Linked DNA regions of Homo sapiens: region 1 is linked to region 2. Evidence: chromatin contacts called from ENCODE Hi-C or POLR2A ChIA-PET data. All regions are on one chromosome and are shown on one strand. The core of a region is the stretch at or near the end of the contact, and the rest is flanking DNA. Distances in the headings are between cores, read along the strand shown.

Region 1 (6,151 bases), core at 3,272-5,771, 930 kb after region 2:
TACAGTAGCATGCTGTATAGGTTTGCAGCCTACGAACAACAGGCTGTACCATATAGCCTAAGTGTGTGGTAGGCTATACCATCCAGGTTTGCGTAGATGAACCCTATGATGCTCTCACAATGATGAAATCACCTAACAATGCATGTTTCAGAACGTATCCCTGTTGTTAAATCATGTGTTAAGTAACACATGATGGTGATAACATCAAGTGCTGAAGAGAATGTGAAGAAACTGATCACTCAAACATAGCTGGTGGGAAAGTAAATGGTACAGCCACTGTGGAAAACAGCATGGCAGTTTCTTAGCAAACTAAACATACACTTACCATATGACCCAGCAACCGTCCACGCAAAATGAGTGCGTGTAAAATGGTGAAATCTGCGTCAGCTCACTGTCAATGTCCTGGCTCTTTATCATATCCTAGTGTTGTAAAATGTTGCCGCTAGGGGAGGTGGCATGAAGGACGCACGGGATATCCCTGTACACTTTTTGCAACTTCCTGTGAATCTATCACTATTTTAAGTAAAAAGTAAAAGAAAACAAGTTTGCAGACTAGTGTTTTGCAGTCGTCATCCATTTTACCTGTGTGTACATCCTCATCCCAGGAAAGAACTGCAGTTTCTGGAATGTGCACGCTATACTTCCCAGTCCTTTTGCCTTTGCGACTTAACACGTTTCCATTTTCTGCCTGGCAAAATATTTACTCTTTTAAGCCTACAGTGTGTGTCCTTTGGTAAGACTTCCTGGTTGGCATTTGGCTTGGCTCTTCCTAGGTCTGCTCCTATAAAGAAGCACATTCTCAAGACAGCCTCATCAACACTGGAATATTGTTCACCATCGTGCTGCTTTGGTGTCTCCCAGGACTACGATTCTGAATAGACCATGACTCTTGTTCATCTTGTATCATTGGTACTTAGGCGGCACCCCTGGTACACAAAAGAGCTCACTCAGTGAAAGTTCTCTGAATGGAAATGAACCTAGACCTATCTTATTTTTCCAGATTCTCTTTCTGGGATGGTTTTCTTTAAATGCAGATGCCTCATTTCATCACTAATATTCCTCGTGGTAAAACTCATCAATACTGCCCAACTGCCCTTTTTTCTCCCATTTAGTCATGTACCTATTCTTTTGGTATACAACAGCCATATACATATGTTCTGTACACATAGAAAGGACAGAACTCCCTGTGAATATGAATCAAGCACCTCCAGACTTAGGTACAAGTTCGATTCTCCTACTCTAGAGCATTTCAGAACACATTCCAAAACTAGTGAGGACTCAGAGCAGGCATCAGCATAATACAGTCCTCAGGCTAGATGTCTGTTGTCGTCGATAAAGTTTTACTGGTACACAACCATGGTCATTCGGTCTTGAACAACACTGGCAGAGCTGAGTAGTTGTAACAGAGACTGTCTGGCTCATAAGACCAAAATATTTATCATATGGTCCTTTACAGAAAGTTTGCCAAGCCCTGTTCTGAGAGTCTAACAGTGCCAAAATCACAAATAAGCACCCTCTACAACCATTCCATACTGGAAGACCTTCCATCCACATCCTTCTTTTTCTTCTTCCCATTAGGATCACCCTGCAATGGCTGACCAAGTCAGAGGCATTGAAGTGAGTCAGGATTAAATCCTCAACCCTCTTATACTTGCCTAAAAAGTGGTCCCCAACCTTTTTGGCACCAGGGATGGGCTTCCTGGAAGACAATTTTTCCACGGGTGGTGGAGAGGGGAAGGGTAGATGGTTTAGGGATGATTCAAGTGCATTACATTTATTGTGCACTTTGTTTCTATTATTATATTATAATATGTCATGAAATAATTATACAACTCACCACAATGAAGAATCAGTGGAAGACCTGAGCTTGTTTTCCTGAAACTAGACAGTCCCATCTGGGTGTGATGGGAGACAATGACAGATCATCAGGCATTAGATTCTCGTAAGTAGAGCGCAAGGTAGATCCCTCATATGCACAGTTCACAGTAGGGTTTCTGATCCTAGGAGAATCTAGGATTCTGCCACTGATCTGACAGGAGGCGGAGCTCAGGTGGTAATGCAAGCTATGGGGAACAGCTGTAAATACAGATGAAGTTTCGCTCGCTTGCCTGCCCGCTGCTCACTTCCTGCTGTGCAGCCTGTTCCTTACAGGTCATGGACTGGTGCTGGTCCATGGCCTGGCGGTTGGGGACCCATGCTATATAGGACTTAGCTCTGGTTAAGGCACCCTAAGTGCAGCTACTCCATGCCTTCTCACAGTATACTCTGTTCTATCAGTATAGACAGTGTCTCCTGCTATCTTGCCAGTAAGTTTTTTCTTATCAATGACCAAAGCTGCTAAACCAAATAGAGAATGTGGGTGATCTTTTTCCTTCTCCTTTGCTTCCAACGTCCAGTTGAGTCTCCCCATTTGGTGGGGGTGGACATTTAAGTTAATTTCTTTCTTCTTAGTTGCAACTCGGATATTTAGTTTGAGCCTGAGTCACCCAGTACATCATCTGGCTTATTCCAAGAGCTAAAACAACTGCTAAAATCTTTCCAATATCTGCTTGGCCAATTCACTCCACTTCTCTGAAGTTAATGTTATTACCAACCATAAAATCAAACTCTGTTCAGTAAAGATTCAAATTTTGCTAATATGCATGAAAGTGCTTGACAAACTCTAAGTTATGCTGCAATTTGTCCTCCACCCTCATTCACCCATTCATCCCTAACTCCATCCTAGCTCAACTCCATTCAAATCTTGCCCATATAATGTTTACTCTCTCTCTTTTTTTTTTTTTTTTGAGACAGGGTCTCCCTGTGTCACCAAGGCTGGAGTGCAGTGGCGCCATCTCAGCTCACTGCAGCCTTGATCTCCCAAGCTCAAGTGATCCTCCCACCTCAGCCTCCCAAGTAGCTGGGACTAAAGGTGCGTGCCACTAGGCCTGGCTAATATTTTGTATTTTTTGTAGAGATGGGGTTTCACCATGTTGCCCAGGATGGTCTCAAACACCTGGGCTTAAGCGATTTGTCTACCTCAGCCTCTCAAAGTGCTGGGACTACAGGCATGAGCCACTGCGAATGGCCTATCTTTCAAAACATTATGAATGCTTCCTTCCCTCTTTTGGAAATTCCACCTCTTTAAACATGACATGTAACAGTTTGCTACTCTCTAGAAGTAGTGCTTAGTGACAGGCATCACAGAGTACAGAGTAGTAATAAAGAGCCAGGGTTCTGGAGCCAGACTGCCTGAATTCCCGTCCTGTCTACACTACTTATTAGCTGTGTAACTTTGGGTAAATTACTTATTTCTGTTTCAGTTGCCTTAGCTGTAAGAAGAGAGTTACTGCCTGTAGTCACCTCAAAGTGTCATTATGTGAATTGCATAGGTTAATATACGCAAACCACTTCAATCATTGTCTAGTACTATAAATATTTGCCATTTTCTTGATACTGTTCCCCGTTTCAATAGCTTTCCATTGCTCACAAAATAAAGGAAAATATCTTTAATCTGGCCTCAAATTCCCTGCACGTTGTGACCATTGCCTACTCTGCAACCCCATTTCTTAGTACTTGCCTTCCAGACATACTGAATTGTCTCTAATTCTTGGAAATTTCCATGGTTTTCTTTTTCTTTCTTGCCTCTCAGACTTCTGAACTCAGTTTCTCCTAGTTTAGGACGCTGTGCCTTCCACCCTCCCAGTAACCTAGAGACTACCCTGCGAGACTCACCCTCTTCTCCCTGGAAGAAGAGGGAGTTCTGCCAGCAGACTGTCTTTGGACTTGGACTGAGTACTTCTCTGGGTCTCCAGCCTACTGGCCCACCCTGCAGATTTTAGACTTGCATCTCCACAGTCGTGTGATCCAGTTTTAAAAATACCCCCTCTCTCCATACACATATATACACATATACATCTTGTTGATTCTGTTTCTCTGAAGAACTCTACTAAAAGAAGTATTATCAAAATTAAAAAGGAGCTTGAACTCATGTAGCCTAATGCTCTTCTTTTTAAAGATGAGGAAAAGAGATATTCAGAGAAAGAAGTGAATTTACCTAAATTACCCAGCTAAGGAGTTACACTTCCCATATATCATATTTATTGCATATATAAGTAAGCAACAACTTCTCGAGAAGCTCGGTGAGTCCCCAAGGTCCCCAGCGCTTCTACCCTCACTGCACTGGGTAAGCTGTACCCTGACTGCTTCTGTGTACTCAAGCTCCCATCCGCCCGCGGGCCTCCTGAGAGAGTCGGCCTAATTCGTAAGCTGGTTCCCAGTAAACAGTGCAGAGCAGGCGCTAAGTGAATGAATGAGCACGAGAGCTGGAAGCCCTCTGAGGCCTCTCTGGTGTCCCTTGTCCGCCCGCCGCCTCGGCCCCGGCCAGGTTGGAAGGACCGGGTGCCCCTACCGCCCGGAGTGGCGCTCTCAGCGTCCCCGCACCTTCATGCGCAGTAGATTCTTGGACAACCTTGTCTTTCGCTCGGCCGCCATGGTAGCTTCCGCCCAGCGCCGCACTCCGGCCGCGAGCCTCACCGCACATGCGCGGAGCCGCGTGCGCAGCTGCGTCCCTCGCGTAGTGCGCGCCGCCCCGCCCCGCCCCTCCCCTGTGTCTTGCGCGCGGGCGCGGCCACTCAGCGGGCGCTCTGCTGACTGAGAGGCTCGGGTAAGCTCGCGGGGTGGCGGGCGCGGGGATGAGCGCGGCAGACCGCAAAAAAGCCGAAGTCAGAGGACGACCCAGAACTTGGCTTCCCCGAGCCGCGGGTCGCCTTCCCGGGACGTCGGCCTGGCCCCCTCGGAGGCCCATCCTCCCTCGGGGACTCCCTTCCTCAGGGACCCCCTCCACACTCAGTAGTCCTCGCCAGCCTCAGAGAGGTTTCCGCCACGCCTGCCACCCGCCTGGGCCGTGTTACCCACGTGTTTTGTCTTCATAACGTGGGTGGCGGGCTCCCTTTGTTCTGGGTCGCTTTGCAGGGTCCAGGTCGTTTTCTCTTCACCAGGACCCCACGAGTTGCTGCTTTCCTCACAGCAGCCCGGAGTCCCGGGGGAGCGCGGCGGGGGCCGCCCCAGGCAGGCTGGCTTCATTCCCAGGCTGCTGCCGATGCGTGTCTGGCCGAGTGATCTCTGCTAAACAGAAGAATCTCAAGAAATGGCAAGGGATGGAGGCAGGGATGGGTGCCAAAGACACATGAATGAGAACAAAGCCTGGTTTTGATCCAAAGAATTGAAAAGACCATAGCGAGGGGCAACATAGGGAGACCCCACCTCTACAAAAAAAAAAAAAAAAAAAAAAAAAAAAAAAATATATATATATATATATATATATATACACAAAAAATATACAAAATATACATACAAAAAATATATACAAAATATACAAAAAATGTACAAAAGATACAACAAAAATAGCTGGGTGTGGTGGCACGGATCTGTGGTCTCCACTACTTGGGAGGCTGAGGCTGGAGAATCACTGGAACCCGGGACGTCGAGGCTGCAGTGAGCTGACATCCCGCCACTGGACTCCAGTCTGGGCTACAGAGTGAGGCTTTGTCTCAAAAACAAAACAACAAAACAAAAAAGAATTTAAAAAACCACTGAAAATAGGGTAGCGTTCCTACCCTGGTGTTTAATGCTCTGGGTACCACCTAAACACGTTTTCGAAAACCATTCCCAGGTCCGACGCTTTGGAACACCCTCAAGCTAATAGCATCTCGGCTGATACCATGAGTTCTACGTCAGATTGTTGACCTGGTCACCTTAGGGCTAATTAGTTCACTTAATCCCCATAAGAACCGGAAAGAAGGTATTGTCATCGTGTTGTTAAGGATTCTGAGACACAGAGTGGGTAACGCACTTGGTGTTCACACAGCTAATCCATGTTAGAGCTGAAATTCAAACACCGATTTGGATGTTAAAAGCCCTTTAGGTTTTCCCAGGGGTAAATAAAATCATTGTAATGTACCAAGTGGCTACAGAATCTCATTCACTTGTGACTGTGTGTGAGATGCCGGGGGTATAATAGCGTGTAAAAACACATATCCCCACCTTTCCTGAAGCTGATATTCTGGACGTAAGTAAGTGGCGACTGCTATGAAAGAGAGAAAACAGTGATGTGACAGAGTAACGCTTAGGGTTACTTTAGACCAGGTGGTTTGGAACGGCCCTTGTCAGA
Region 2 (6,324 bases), core at 3,403-5,902:
GAGATTACTGGCATGTGCCACGATGCCTGGCTAATTTTGTATGTTTAGTAAAGACGGGGTTTCACGATGTTGGCCAGGCTGGTCTTGAACTCCTGACCTGGGGCAATCCGCTCATCGAGGCCTCCCAAAGTGCTGGGATTACAGGCATGAGCCACCATGCCCAGCCAAAACCTGATACCTTGATCTCAGACTCCTAGCCCCTAGAACTGTGAGAAAAAAAAATTCTGTTGTTTAAGCCACCCAGTCTGTGGCATTTGCTATGGCAGCCCTAGCAAACTTACACAGATATCTATTGTTAGGCTTAATTTATTACCACCATTAGTTTTTTTTGTGGGGGTATTTTTGTATGTGGTGTGTGTTTGTTTGTTTTGAGATAGGGTCTCTGTCGTCCAGGCTGAAGTGAAGTGGTGCAAACATGGCTCACTGCAGCCTCAAACTCCCTGAGCTCAGGCGATCCTCCCACTTCAGCCTCCCAAGTAGCTGGGACCACAGGTGTTTGCCACCACCACCACTGCCAGCTAATTTTTCTATTTTTCATAGAGGCAAGGTCTCGCTGTGTTGCCCAGGCTGGTCTCAGACTTCTGACCTCAAGTGTTCCATCAGCCTCAGCCTCATCCTCCCAAAGTGCTGGGATTACAGGTGTGAGCCACCGTGCCCGGACTCCATTTGTATTTTCAAAAACCTTTATCTTACTATCTAACTGTCCCTTGGGTGCAGTTGGAACCTGGATAAGAGAGCTTGCCCTTTCTCTGATATAAGAATGCAGTGACACCAACCCAAGACCCAAGACTGGTCCTCTCAGGGCCCATCCACCCATTACTTCATTCAGTAAAAATCCAGCAGACACCCATCGTGCGTTGGAGCTGTGTAGAATTGTCAGAGTAAGTACTTTGAAGTCGGGCTGCCTGGCTGTGCCTCCTAATTTGAGCTGCTCCTCACTTTGAGACCGAGGGCAAGCAAGTTATCTTCCCTGTACTCTCTGACCTTGAGAATGGTGGTAGGAACACACATCTCATAGGACTGTGTAAGGCCAGGGTGAGCCAGTGCAGGTAAACTGCTCAGTTGCTTTTCTGAATATGCAAAGATTGACAAGAAGGGAGATCACAGTCATGTTTTGACTCATATATATATATATATATATATATATATATATATATATATATAAATATATATATATATATATATATAAATTATTATTTTTTTTTTGAGACAGATTCTTGCTCTGTTGCCCAGGCTGGAGTGCAGTGGTAGAATCTCAGCTCACTGCAACCTTCACCTGCCAGGTTCAAGCAATTCTCCTGCCTCAGCCTCCCAAGAAGCTGGGATTACAGGTGCACACCACTATACCAGGCTAATTTTTGTATTTTTAGTAGAGACGGGGTTTTACCATATTTGCCAGGCTGGTCTCGAACTCCTGACCTCAAGTGATCTGCCCGCCTCGGCCTCCCAAAGTGCTGGGATTACAGGCTTGAGCCACCGCACCTGGCATGTCTTCACTCATATGGTTTTGTTGTAACCCTTCCAACAAGCCCTGTGACACAGATACTGCCACCCCCATTTTGCCGAGTGAAGTGAGGTTCAGAGAAGTCACGTGACAAAAGCTGCAGGGTTGCTGAATCTCAGAGCTGAGGTCCAAACCCAGGTCTTCTGACCTCTAAGCCCTGAGCTCTTTCTTGCACCGTGGTGGTGTCGTTTTTTTCCCAGAGCCCTTAGAGTATGCCAGACATTCCCATGTAATCCTCACAAGAACGCAGCTTCCACAAGCTAGGAATAAAGAACTCTGACATGGATACACGTGTTTAGACCACACAGCGGGATAAACTGGCAAGTTATTGGAGGTCTTACTGGAAAGGTGGTTCATAGGGAAATGCCCTCTAAGAGAATGGGAGGAAAAGGTAAAGGCATTGTTTGGTAACTGTCTGAGACCAGGTGCTTTTGCTAGACCCTATACAATAGGCTTGAGGTGCTAATATCGTTATGCCTCACTTTATAGTTGAAAAAAAGGAGGCTCAAAGAGGGTAGAATGGCCCAGACACACAGAAAATGGACGAGCTGGCCAGGCGCGATGGCTCACGCCTCTAACCCCAGCACTTTGGGAGGCCAAGGCGGGTGGATCACTTGAGGTCAGGGGTTTCAGAGCAGCCCGGCCAATATGGTGAAACCCCATCTCTACTAAAAATACAAAAATTAGCTGGGGATGGTGGCAGGCACCTGTAATCCCAGCTGCTTGGGAGGATAAGGCAGAAGAATCGCTTGAACCCGGAAGGCAGAGACTGCAGTGAGCCAAGATCACGCCACTGCACTCCAGCCTGGGTGACAGAACGAGACTCCATCTCAAAAAATATAAAAGGATGAGCTGCAATTTTTTTTTTTCTGAGTTGGAGTCTCACTCTGTCACCCACGCTGGAGTACAGTGGCACCATCTTGGCTCACTGCAACCTCCACCTCCTGGTTTCAAGTGATTCTCCTGCCTCAGCCTCTTGAGTAGCTGGGATTACAGGTGCCCATCACCATGCCCAGCTAATTTTTGTATTGTATTTTTAGTAGAAACGAGGTTTCACCATGTTGGCCAGGTAGGTCTTGAACTCCTGACCTCAGGTGATCTGCCTGCCTTGGCCTCCCAAAGTGATGGGATTATAAGCATGAGCCACCATGCCTAGCCAATCAGCTATAATTTAAATTTAGTTTCAACTCAGGCATGTAGCATCTTTCCTCTGGGTCAGGTCTTCTCAACTCCTGCTGCACACATGTAGGTACTTTTTATTATTTTTTTAATTATTATTATTATTTTGAGACGGAGTCTTGCTCTGTCGCCCAGGCTAGAGTGCAGTGGCGCGATCTCGGCTCACTGCAAGCTCTGCCTCCTGGGTTCACGCCATTCTCCTGCCTCAGGCTCCCGAGTAGCTGGGACTACAGGCACCTGCCACCACGCCCGGCTAATTTTTTGTATTTTTAGTAGAGACGGGGTTTCACGGTGTTAGCCAGGATGGTCTTGATCTCCTGACCTCGTGATCCGCCCGCCTCTGCCTCCGTATGTTTTATTTTTGAGATAAGGGCTTGCTTTGTTGCCCAGGCTGGAGTCCAGTGCTGCTATCACAGTTCACTGCAGCCTCAACCTCCCAGACTCAAGTGATCCTCCCACCTCAGCCTCCCAAGTAGTTGGGACTACAGGCACGCACCACCATGCCCAGCTAATTTTTTTTGGTAGAGACGGAGCCTCAATATGTTGCCTAGGCTGGTCTTAATTCCTGGGCTCAAGTGATCCTCCCGCCTTGGCCTCCGAAAGTGCTAGGATTACAGGTGTGAGCCACTACACCCGGCCAACATAAAAAAAAAAAACTGATGGCTGAGATCCACCTTCAGAGATTCTGCGTCAGTGGGTCTGGAGTGAGGCCCAGCACTGATACATTTAGTACTGCCAATCAGGTGATTCCAATGTGTGCCAGGGCGGAAGCACAGCCAGACCACACAGCTGTCAGGAATGAACGGCCCAAGGTGCTGGCATGTGCTCTCAGCCCAGACCGGACCATCATTATTCTCAGCTGGGTTGCATAAAGGCCAGTGCCACTGCCTTTTCTTACTCTACCCACAGAGCAAATGACTGGTTCTTTCTTTAAGCAAAATACGTTAAGATGAGTTCATTAACTTCAATCAGTGCATATAGCAAGTTGAATACGAATTTCAGGCAATGGCAACACACGAAGATACACGAATAATAGGGAAGCTCAGATCAAATTCAGGCATTGTTTTGCCCTCTTGATAGGCCAGGAAGTTGAAGTTTCTTTTTAACTATTCTGTTTACTTATTTATTTTTTGAGACAGAGTCTCACTCTGTGGCCGAGGCTGGAGTGCAGTGGTGCCATCTCAGCTTACTGCAATGTCTGCCTCACAGGTTCAAGCGATTTTCCTGCCTCAGCCTCCTTAGCATCTGGGATTGCAGGCGTCTTCCACCACGCCTGGATAATTTTTGTATTTTTAGTAGAGACAGGATTTCGCCGTGTTGGCCAGGCTGGTCTCGAACTCCTGACCTCAAGTGACCCGCCAACCATGGCCTCCCAAAGTTCTGGGATTACAGGCATGAGCCACCACTCCTGGCCCGTCTTTTTTACTATTCTTTATAGTTTCTGAGAAAAGCCTTTGGTTCCCGTTCGTTATTTTTTAAATAGGTACATGAAACATTTTATGTCTCCTTCTTCCAAAAAGAAAATAATGAATTAAGTGGCTCTTTATGTATGATTATTAGAGGGGAGCATCGGGGCCTTTACTAAAAACAAAACAAAATGTAAAACCTTTCCCGTCTCTGCTGAAGGGGTTCCCTGCTGTGCAGCAGACATTCAGTGATCACAGAGCTTAGCTCAAGTTTCTCCTAATTCCCAGCACCTCTGATTCCCAGCATCTCTTCTTGTTCTGATCATAAACAACTCCAGCTCTTGGATTACGTCGGGCAACATAACAGCAGGCACGGAATTCTCTCTGCTTATTTAGAACCTAGTCTGAAGCAAGCTTTTTTTTTTTTTTGGTTAAGTCAAAAGTGAAACTGGAGAGGGAAAGCTGAGGGAACAATAAGAGGATTAAAGATTAGCTATGACACATGGCTTGGAAATTAACCTTTAACCAAACATCTTATAAGTAACGCCAGCGCAGCTTCCCTTGTGAATGTAAAGAGATCCAGGGCTCTTGGAGAGGGACAAGTGAGAGCCAGCCAAAAAGGAAAAAGCAAAGGCAGAAACGGCATCAGGAGAGACAGAGATGTGAAGGAGGGAAGGAGCAGGAGAGCAGGAAGGAAACGCAGGAGGAGGGAGCAGCATCTCCTGTGAACACAGAGGAGCACCTGTTTGCTGTTAAAATCGATCTCCCTCGGCACCCTGAGCAATGGATATAATATTTGGCAGGAATAGGAAAGAACAGCTGGAGCCTGTGAGGGCCAAAGTGACAGGTGAGCATTCTGATAAACACTGGGCTCTTTCTTCTATTTATTTTATTATTTTTTTTTTTTTTGAGGCGGAGTCTCGCTCTGTCGCCCGGGCTGGAGTCCAGTGGCTTGATCTCGGCCCACTGCAACCTCTGCCTCCTGGGTTCAAACGATCCTCCCACCACAGCCTCCCGAGTAGCTGAGATTACAGGCACCCACCACCAAGCCCGGCTAATCTGTGTGTTTTTAGTAGAGACGGGGTTTCAGCATGTTGGCCAGGCTGGTCTCGAACTCCTAGCCTCAAGTGATCCACCCACCTCGGCCTCCGAAAGTGCTAGGATTACAGGGGTGAGCCACTGCACCTGGCTTCTTCCTTGTGTTTAGATGGACACTATTTTTTCCTGATGATATAAGTAATACTAATTGTAAATTACTTTTGGAAAGTCTGGAAAACAGTACAGAGAGGGGACACATTTTCTGTGAAAATCTAGGTATTCTTTTACACATTATAACTCCGTTTGCAAAGGGAGGAGAGTCAGTCTCACTGTTCCCAGGAAAAAAGCATTGGAATGCCCCAGTGGGTACATAGACAATGGGATTAATCTGCAAACTGCTGCCTGTCTCAGATGCATGATGTATTTGTGCAAATGTATGCATTCTAAATTAGTTTCAAAATGCTTAGAGGGGCGTGCATGAGCTCCCACGCATGCACATCCACCACGCACACTTGCAGGGGATTGCAGAGTCTGATGTGATTTTCTCTCAGGAACTCACAGGTGTGAGCTCCTGCAGAGCCTATAGGAGTAGGACCTTCTATCCTTTAGAGGCTCTGTGTTTCGCTTAATCTTTTATATCTCTTTTTCCTCCTCTTTTGAGTTGCCACTTTCCTGGTACCATTTCGACTCTAAAGGGCAGTTCCTGGTTCTGGACTCCCGGGTCCCCAGAGTGGTGCTCGCTCAGTTTTAAGAACAGCTGAGTCAGCTCAGGCCTGCAGGCATTTTCATCTGCTAGATGGACTGGAATTGTTCATAAGGAGAGGACAACTGTGAGTGATTTTCGTGAGAACATCAGATTGAAGCTTTTCAACTGAGCAATTGCCTTGGGAGTCTTTTGAAACAAAAAAAAAATAGCTTTTATGTATATATTTTCCTGGTTACAAAGGTAAGGCACAATCTATAGCTATCAATCTGTATATATATATAGCTGTATGTATATTAAATTATATATAAATTAATTAGGAGTGCAAATGAGAACATGGAAGGAAATAAAATCAGCTGTATTTTGAAATCTCTTAACCACTATTAATATTTGGGTCTATTTCCTTTAACTTTTTAAAACATAGGTAGATCAATTGATAGATTACTATATTTGTAAACAGTTTTTCAAAAAGCAAATGTATACTATTACATTTT

What was found. A loop is a pair of places that touch in the nucleus more often than their neighbours do. ChIA-PET counts read pairs that join two places held with the same protein, here RNA polymerase II (POLR2A). Pooled maps may share reads with other maps.
Region 1: a pooled map shows a loop between it and region 2 (3-fold over the local background). The contact joins the promoter of MPHOSPH6 here to the promoter of BCO1 in region 2. A Hi-C loop is called at or near these places in 1 of 50 pooled maps. POLR2A ChIA-PET finds 5 or more read pairs at or near these places in 2 of 52 experiments (A673 and OCI-LY7).

What each region holds. Positions count from the first base shown.
Region 1 is chr16:82,165,703-82,171,853 of GRCh38, forward strand. It overlaps MPHOSPH6 (M-phase phosphoprotein 6), which reads right to left and starts at 4,522. Exons shown (of 5, transcript NM_005792.2): 1 at 4,423-4,522. The coding sequence starts at 4,473. RefSeq lists enhancers at 82-226, 219-363, 4,379-4,523, cis regulatory regions at 154, 291, 4,451 and a silencer at 4,498-4,657.
Region 2 is chr16:81,234,037-81,240,360 of GRCh38, forward strand. BCO1 (beta-carotene oxygenase 1) reads left to right here and starts at 4,653. Exons shown (of 11, transcript NM_017429.3): 1 at 4,653-4,936. The coding sequence starts at 4,873.